Regions from separate parts of the Homo sapiens genome. Here region 1 is linked to region 2. The links are chromatin contacts, found by Hi-C or POLR2A ChIA-PET in ENCODE. All regions are on one chromosome and are shown on one strand. The core of a region is the stretch at or near the end of the contact, and the rest is flanking DNA. Distances in the headings are between cores, read along the strand shown.

Region 1 (3,779 bases), core at 968-3,467, 74 kb before region 2:
CCTGCCTTGCTCTGAACCCTTTATCTCATGGTACTCAGCATGAGGGGCTTTCTGCACCCTCAGCAGCCTCTCGCCCACTGACTCCCCTCTGCACTTGGCTGAATTTTCTTACCTCTTTAGCTTCCTCTTAGCCTTTTGATACTCTTACTGTGGCATGCTCATGTGCACGCACACACACACACACACACACACACACACACACAAAACTACCCCAGCCCCCCAGAACATTTCCAGCACTGGTGTCTTTACACAGCCCTTACCCACCCACCTCCATTTATATTTCATCTGCAAAATGCTCATCTGAGCCACTTCCCATTCTTTCTCCTGCACACACAGTCACCACTAGAATTGCACATCCCCCACAGCACAGCTCCCAGAGCCTTCATAGATGACACGGGATTCACCTAAGCTTGCTTTTTGTAGAAACACCTTGTGATCACCCTGGCAGTGATTATGAGCTTCAGGTCTGGAATCAGACTGCTGGCTAGACTAATCAGACTGGTTAGAATCCAGGATTTATCATGTGTCAATTGTGTGACTTTTGGAAAGTAGATTAATTCATGAACACCATTTCCTCCTCTGAAGTGAGGAATAATAACCGTGCTTTTCTCACCTCAGGGGCAGATGCTATTTTTTAGGCAAGATCTGCTTAGAGGTCCCAGTTTCTTATTGCTGCCCTTCTCTGCTGTAACTCTTCTCCCCTCATAGACAGCTCCACTCCTCCAGCCTGCTGCTTGTTGACACCAATTCTCTGGAAGGGGAGTGACATCAGTCATATATGCTTTAGGGGGGTATTTAAGCTGCTATGACTCTTCTCAGGGGCATTTCTCTCCAAAGTCTCACTTCTAATCACCAGGCCACCTGCTAATGATAATTAGATCATGGGTGGTCAGATGAAGGAGGCACTGGGAGAGGGGAAATCCCCATATCTCTGGTATCCCAGCAAATAGATAACCATCATTCCAGCCATCCTTTTGTTTTCTTTCTTTCTTTCTTTCTTTCTTTCCTTCTTTCTTTCTTTCTTTTTTCGCTCTCTGTCAACCAGGCTGGAGTGCAGTGGCGTGATCTCAGCTCACTGCAACCTCCACCTCCTGGGTTCAAGTGATTCTCCTTCCTCAGCCTCCCGAGTAGCTGGGACTACAGGCGCCTGCCACCATGCCCAGCTAATTTTTGGTAATTTTAGTAGAGACGGGGTTTCACCGTGGTCTCGATCTCCTGACCTCGTGATCCGACCGCCTCGGCCTCTCAAAGTGCTGGGATTACAGGCGTGAACCACCATGCCCAGCCTATCCTTTTGTTTTCCATCCTGTGTTGGCTTGGTGGGGGAGAGGAGGTGTTGACACGTGGAGGACACACATATAAGGCATTCTTGGGTGACTTCGTCATCACTGGACCCTATCTCTCAAAATTCCAGCGAAATCTGCTCTTCCCTTTAAGGAGTGAAAGAAGGGTCAGCATTCCAGAAGTTCCTGGTCATACCCAGGCTTTTAATGAATTGCCACTGGGGAATCAGCATCCCGTTGCTGTAAGGACTATAAGATGGCGGATTGTGAGAGCATAGGGAAAGGTCTCGGAGGTCTCTTGTCCTTGCTCCACGCAGGTCTTTCTGGCCTGAAAATCCCGTTGAAGAGAGCAGCTCTTGAGAGTTTGCTCCAAGTTCCCTCGGGGTGATCAGCACCACGGACAGCGGCCAGGGCGCCCCCGAGGACCCGCAGGCAGGCAGGGTGCACAGCGGCGAGCAGGTGCTGCGCTACGTGCGGGCCAGGGAACTCGCGCGGGGAGGGGAGAGGCGCCGCGGGTGGCGGGGTCTTGGCCGGGGCTGTTTTCGCTGTGAGTCACCCCGTGCTCCCCGCGCTCACGTCGGTCCTCGGAAAGCCGGGGTCCTCCCTGCCTTTTCCAGCAACGGTGGGGTGGGGAGGCAGGAAGAAAGCGCCAACCTAGGACACCTGGACATTTGCAGGAAAGGAAGAAGCGGGAGACGGGGACTTGTCTGTGTCTCCAGCGCGTTCCTGCCCCCCGGCCCGACCCGGCCCATTTCTATACAAGGTCGGCTCTGCCCGGTCTCCACCTCCCACGTCGCAGGCGCGGAGGGGCTCATTCCCGGGCCCTGATCTCAGAGGCCCGGAATGTGGCTGATAAATCAGAGATAACCCTGCATGGCAGGGCAGGCCCGACACTCAGCTCCAGGATAAAAGGCCACGGTGTCCCGAGGAGCCAGGAGGAGCACCCCGCAGGCTGAGGGCAGGTGGGAAGCAAACCCGGACGCATCGCAGCAGCAGCAGCAGCAGCAGAAGCAGCAGCAGCAGCCTCCGCAGTCCCTCCAGAGACATGGATCCCCAGACAGCACCTTCCCGGGCGCTCCTGCTCCTGCTCTTCTTGCATCTGGCTTTCCTGGGAGGTCGTTCCCACCCGCTGGGCAGCCCCGGTTCAGCCTCGGACTTGGAAACGTCCGGGTTACAGGTGAGAGCGGAGGGCAGCTCAGGGGGATTGGACAGCAGCAATGAAAGGGTCCTCACCTGCTGTCCCAAGAGGCCCTCATCTTTCCTTTGGAATTAGTGATAAAGGAATCAGAAAATGGAGAGACTGGGTGCCCTGACCCTGTACCCAAGGCAGTCGGTTCACTTGGGTGCCATGAAGGGCTGGTGAGCCCAGGGGTGGGTCCCTGAGGCTTGGACGCCCCCATTCATTGCAGGAGCAGCGCAACCATTTGCAGGGCAAACTGTCGGAGCTGCAGGTGGAGCAGACATCCCTGGAGCCCCTCCAGGAGAGCCCCCGTCCCACAGGTGTCTGGAAGTCCCGGGAGGTAGCCACCGAGGGCATCCGTGGGCACCGCAAAATGGTCCTCTACACCCTGCGGGCACCACGAAGCCCCAAGATGGTGCAAGGGTCTGGCTGCTTTGGGAGGAAGATGGACCGGATCAGCTCCTCCAGTGGCCTGGGCTGCAAAGGTAAGCACCCCCTGCCACCCCGGCCGCCTTCCCCCATTCCAGTGTGTGACACTGTTAGAGTCACTTTGGGGTTTGTTGTCTCTGGGAACCACACTCTTTGAGAAAAGGTCACCTGGACATCGCTTCCTCTTGTTAACAGCCTTCAGGGCCAAGGGGTGCCTTTGTGGAATTAGTAAATGTGGGCTTATTTCATTACCATGCCCACAATACCTTCTCCCCACCTCCTACTTCTTATCAAAGGGGCAGAATCTCCTTTGGGGGTCTGTTTATCATTTGGCAGCCCCCCAGTGGTGCAGAAAGAGAACCAAACATTTCCTCCTGGTTTCCTCTAAACTGTCTATAGTCTCAAAGGCAGAGAGCAGGATCACCAGAGCAATGATAATCCCCAATTTACAGATGAGGAAACTGAGGCTCAGAGAGTTGCATTAAGCCTCAAACGTCTGATGACTAACAGGGTGGTGGGTGGCACACGATGAGGTAAGCTCAGCCCCTGCCTCCATCTCCCACCCTAACCATCATCACCCTCTCTCTTTCCCTGACAGTGCTGAGGCGGCATTAAGAGGAAGTCCTGGCTGCAGACACCTGCTTCTGATTCCACAAGGGGCTTTTTCCTCAACCCTGTGGCCGCCTTTGAAGTGACTCATTTTTTTAATGTATTTATGTATTTATTTGATTGTTTTATATAAGATGGTTTCTTACCTTTGAGCACAAAATTTCCACGGTGAAATAAAGTCAACATTATAAGCTTTATCTTTTGAAACTGATTTGTCTTGGCGCATTAAAAATAATCCCTCATTTCAAAGAAACCAACCCAACTAAAACCACAAAGCC
Region 2 (3,699 bases), core at 158-2,657:
TAATGGGCCTGCCCAATGCTTTGGGAGGCCAAGGCAGGTAGATCGCTTGAGCCCAGGAGTTTGAGACAAGCCCTGGCAACATAGTGAGATCCCATTTCTACAAAAAAAAAAAAAAAAAAATTAGCCGGGTGTGGTGGCACACGCCTGTAGTCTCAGCTACTCAGGTGGCTGAGGTGGGAGGATCGTTTGAGCCCTGGAGGTTGAGGCTGCAGTGAGCTGTGATCGCACCACTGCACTCTGGCCTGGGCGACAGAGTGAGACACTGTCTGAGAACAAAAAACGACTGAAAAAAAAAATCACCTTAGCTTTTTCTCTTAGAATCTTCTCTAAAACGTATTCTTTGTGGCATTCTGAAATAGGATTCATGATGATGCCTGTTGATCTTAGGGACACTACCTCACCTGCCAGTATCTTTGGGGCTGTGTCCTTCAAGGACATGTCCCCAGACTGCTGTGCAGTGTCATTTTTTGTGTTTGGTTTGGTGGTGGCTTCTTCCCCCTTGCTAGGCTATCAACCTCTTATCACCACTTGTTGGTGTCAGAACTAACTGCTTCTGGTCTGGAGAGGGACTGACCGATGCCTTTGGGTAGAGAGAATTATGAAAGAAATTTTGGTATTTTTCTACTTTATATTTTCTGAGGTTTCTGTAATAAGCATATTTCACTTTTCCAATAAGAAAAAAAAAAACTTGGCCTGGCGCGGTGGCTCACACCTGTAATCCCAGCACTTTGGGAAGTCGAGGTGGGAGGATCACTTGAGTTCAGGAGTTCGAGACCAGCTTGGGCAATATGGTGAAACCCCGTCTCTACTAAAAATACAAAAATTAGCCAGGCGTGGTGGCGTGCACTTGTAGTCCCAGCTACTCAGGAAGCTGAGGCGGGAGAATCACTTGAACCCGGGAGGCAGAGGTTGCAGTGAGCTGAGATCACTCCTCTGCTTCAGCCTGGGCAATTGAGCCAGACTCTGTCTCAAAAATAAACAAAAAAACTTGACAAAAAAATGCTACTGTCCTCGTGTACCTATTCTGATCCTCAACTGCACCGTGAGAAAGCATGCATTTCAATGTCTCCCTAACAGGCTGTGACCCAACATGCTGGTCTTTGCGGCCGGACCTGCAGTGGCCTGGCACTCGAGAGGTGCCAGGTTCATCTTTGCTGATGGATTCAGAGTTGCTTGTCAGAGGCTGACTGAGAACTGGGGAGAGGTGGTGCATACGAGGTTGCTGGGCCCCTGGGGAGGCATCCAGCCATGCTGCCACCACCGGCTGAATCAAGCTGATTCTAAGGCCGGTGGTCCGAGGGTCATTTTTGGACCTCCCGCCCTGCCTAGGCTCCCTTCACCTGTTTCCAAGGGGCTGGGGCGTCCAGCAGCAGGCTCCCCCTGCTGGCCATCCGGGGCCAGAGCGTGAGGTCAGTCTGGGGCTTGGGGCGTACCTTGCCGGCCCCTGGCAGTCCCAGCCGCACCCTGAGCTGCACTGTCCGCAGGAAGCGCCTGAGCTCAGCCGGCCGGAGCTGGGTGAGGATGGCTCGCTGGACACCGCCGCGCACCGCCGACTGCACCGAGGCCTCTAGGACCCTGCGGGAGAGGAAGGAGTCTGCAGCCAGGGCCATAAAGGCCAGGACTCTCTGCAGGGAGCCCCCCCAGTGCCCTGCGGGAGGGGGCCTTCCGGGCCCAGCCCCAGGCTGGGGCCCACCCACCTCCCACACTCCCTTTTCTGGAGGGAGAATCTGGGTAAACAGGATGGAGAGCGACCTGGAAGGAGAAAATCACAGACGGGGACAAGCATCCTGTTTAGGGGCAGAGAGGGGACAGTCCTGCCAGTGCCACTTTGCCTCCCCTTCCCTGGCAAGAGCGCGTTTATGGCGCTTGCTGAGTGGCTGGCTGTGCTGGTGACTGCAAGGCATGACCATTAGAGACTTCCCCAAGGAGGGGACACACAGCAAGAGGCGGTGTCAGGATGTGGCCCAGGACTAGATGGCCAGGGCGGCCTCTCCCTGTCACCCCCAACCACCCTCTTGAGCCTTTGCCCTGCCACCCAGCCATGAATTACGCTCTACCCCTGCCAAAAACAGGCTTGAGGCCTGAGCTGGAAGCACAGAGTGGGGCTGCACTTAGACCACAGCACTCACCAGGCTCGCGGCTTCCAGGAAGCATGGGCTCGGCTGACCTGGCCCCGACAGGACTCATGCACCCACAGAGCCCAGCACCAAGTCCAGCACTGGGCTGCCTGGGCCCCAGCGCTCTCTCCTGCCTGCTGCTGGGCCTCATGGTGCATGCCCGGGGCCACTGGCCATGCTGGGAAGGCCTGTGGGGCCCGGGCCTTCTTCTGCTGCCCATCTTCCTGGCCTTGCTGCCCGCAGCTTCTCCAGCGGGCAAGGGAGGCCTGGGCCACACGCTGCTCCTGTGCCCCGGCTGCCACTTCCTGGGCTTCCCGCCATGTGGCAAACACGGCCCCCAGTGCTCTTCTCCTCAGGCCATCCTGAAAGGCTTGATGCTGGGCCCGGAGCACCCCCGTGTCTCTTACAACCTCACACCAGGCCTGGAAGTAGCTGCAAAACAGACACATTGGGCCAGGTGTGGTGGCTCATGCTTGTAATCCCAGCACTTTGGGAAGCCAAGGTGAGTGGATCACCTGAAGTCAGTTTGAGACCAGCCTGACCAACGTGGTGAAACCCCGTCTCTATTAAAAATACAAAAATTAGCCAGGCCTGGTAGTGGGCACCTGTAATCCCAGCTACTTGGGAGTCTGAGGCAGAAGAATTGCCTGAACCCAGGAGGCAGAGGTTGCAGTAAGCCGAGATCGCGCAAGTGCACTCCAGCCTGGGTGACAAGAGTGAAACTCCATCTCAAAAAAACAAAATGAAACAAAACAAAAACAGATGCATGGGAGGGCTTGTCTCGTTCTCAGAGTCAAAAGTCACATTTATTCAAAGTTACACCTGCAAATCTCCCACAAAACAGTAAACGACCAGTAACAGGTGAAAGCACTGGCTTTCCATCTTGCAACCTCAGCCTCAGAGGGCAGGGGCTGCCCTGCGAGGGGGATGGGAACCAGCAGTATGGGTTCAAGTCCCACATCAGCCATGCCCTGCCTCCCATCACATGCCCAGGTGGTTGGTGAGGGAGAGGAACACCATCTCTCACTCAGTGAGAAGCCAAGAAAAAAAACCATCTACGGCCAGGCACAGTGGCTCACACCTGTAATCCCAGCATTTTGGGAGGCAGAGGCGGGCGGATCACCTGAGGTCGGGAGTTCGAGACCAGCCTGACCAACATGGAGAAACCCCGTCTCTACTAAAAATACAAAATTAGCCAGGTGTGGTGCCACATGCCTGTAATCCCAGCTACTCGGGAGGCTGAGGCAGGAGAATCACTTGAACCCGGGAGGCGGAGGTTGTGGTAAGCCGAGATCGCGCCATTGCACTCCAACCTGGGCAACAAGAGCGAAACTCTGTCTCAAAAAACAAACAAACAAACAAAATAACCATCTACACCCTCAGATGCAAAAGCACAGACGTCAGCCATTCTGTAGCCAACAGTTCACTGCCCCACGGGGACACTGAACATTCGCAAATTTGTACTGAACTGTGGGAGGAGCCATTCTGTGTCCTCTGCTTGGTTTTACAATATGCATTCATGAACTGTATACATGTTCCACCAGAACATCTTTACTTAAATGAAGATTTCACTCTCTTCTCT

The links. A loop is a pair of places that touch in the nucleus more often than their neighbours do. ChIA-PET counts read pairs that join two places held with the same protein, here RNA polymerase II (POLR2A). Pooled maps may share reads with other maps.
Region 1: a loop to region 2 is called in a map of K562, with 8 times the contacts of the local background. The contact joins the promoter of NPPB here to the enhancer-like site in region 2. A Hi-C loop is called at or near these places in 2 of 168 maps with a recorded cell type or tissue (K562 and astrocyte of the cerebellum) and 4 of 50 pooled maps. POLR2A ChIA-PET finds 5 or more read pairs at or near these places in 1 of 52 experiments (GM12878).

Annotation. Positions count from the first base shown.
Region 1 is chr1:11,857,383-11,861,161 of GRCh38, reverse strand. It overlaps NPPB (natriuretic peptide B), which reads left to right and starts at 2,217. Exons shown (of 3, transcript NM_002521.3): 1 at 2,217-2,460; 2 at 2,693-2,948; 3 at 3,491-3,698. The coding sequence starts at 2,329. The coding sequence ends at 3,507. RefSeq lists a silencer at 1,652-1,818.
Region 2 is chr1:11,783,024-11,786,722 of GRCh38, reverse strand. It overlaps C1orf167 (chromosome 1 open reading frame 167), which reads right to left. Exons shown (of 21, transcript NM_001010881.2): 15 at 2,130-2,549; 16 at 1,434-1,575. It overlaps MTHFR (methylenetetrahydrofolate reductase), which reads left to right. Exons shown (of 12, transcript NM_005957.5): 12 at 1-1,000. Among named protein-coding and RNA genes, the nearest start is that of C1orf167-AS1, 5.3 kb to the right of the region's middle. Within about 2 kb of position 1,407, at least 22 of the 41 ENCODE cell types and tissues checked have a DNase peak (open chromatin) inside an H3K27ac peak, as active enhancers do.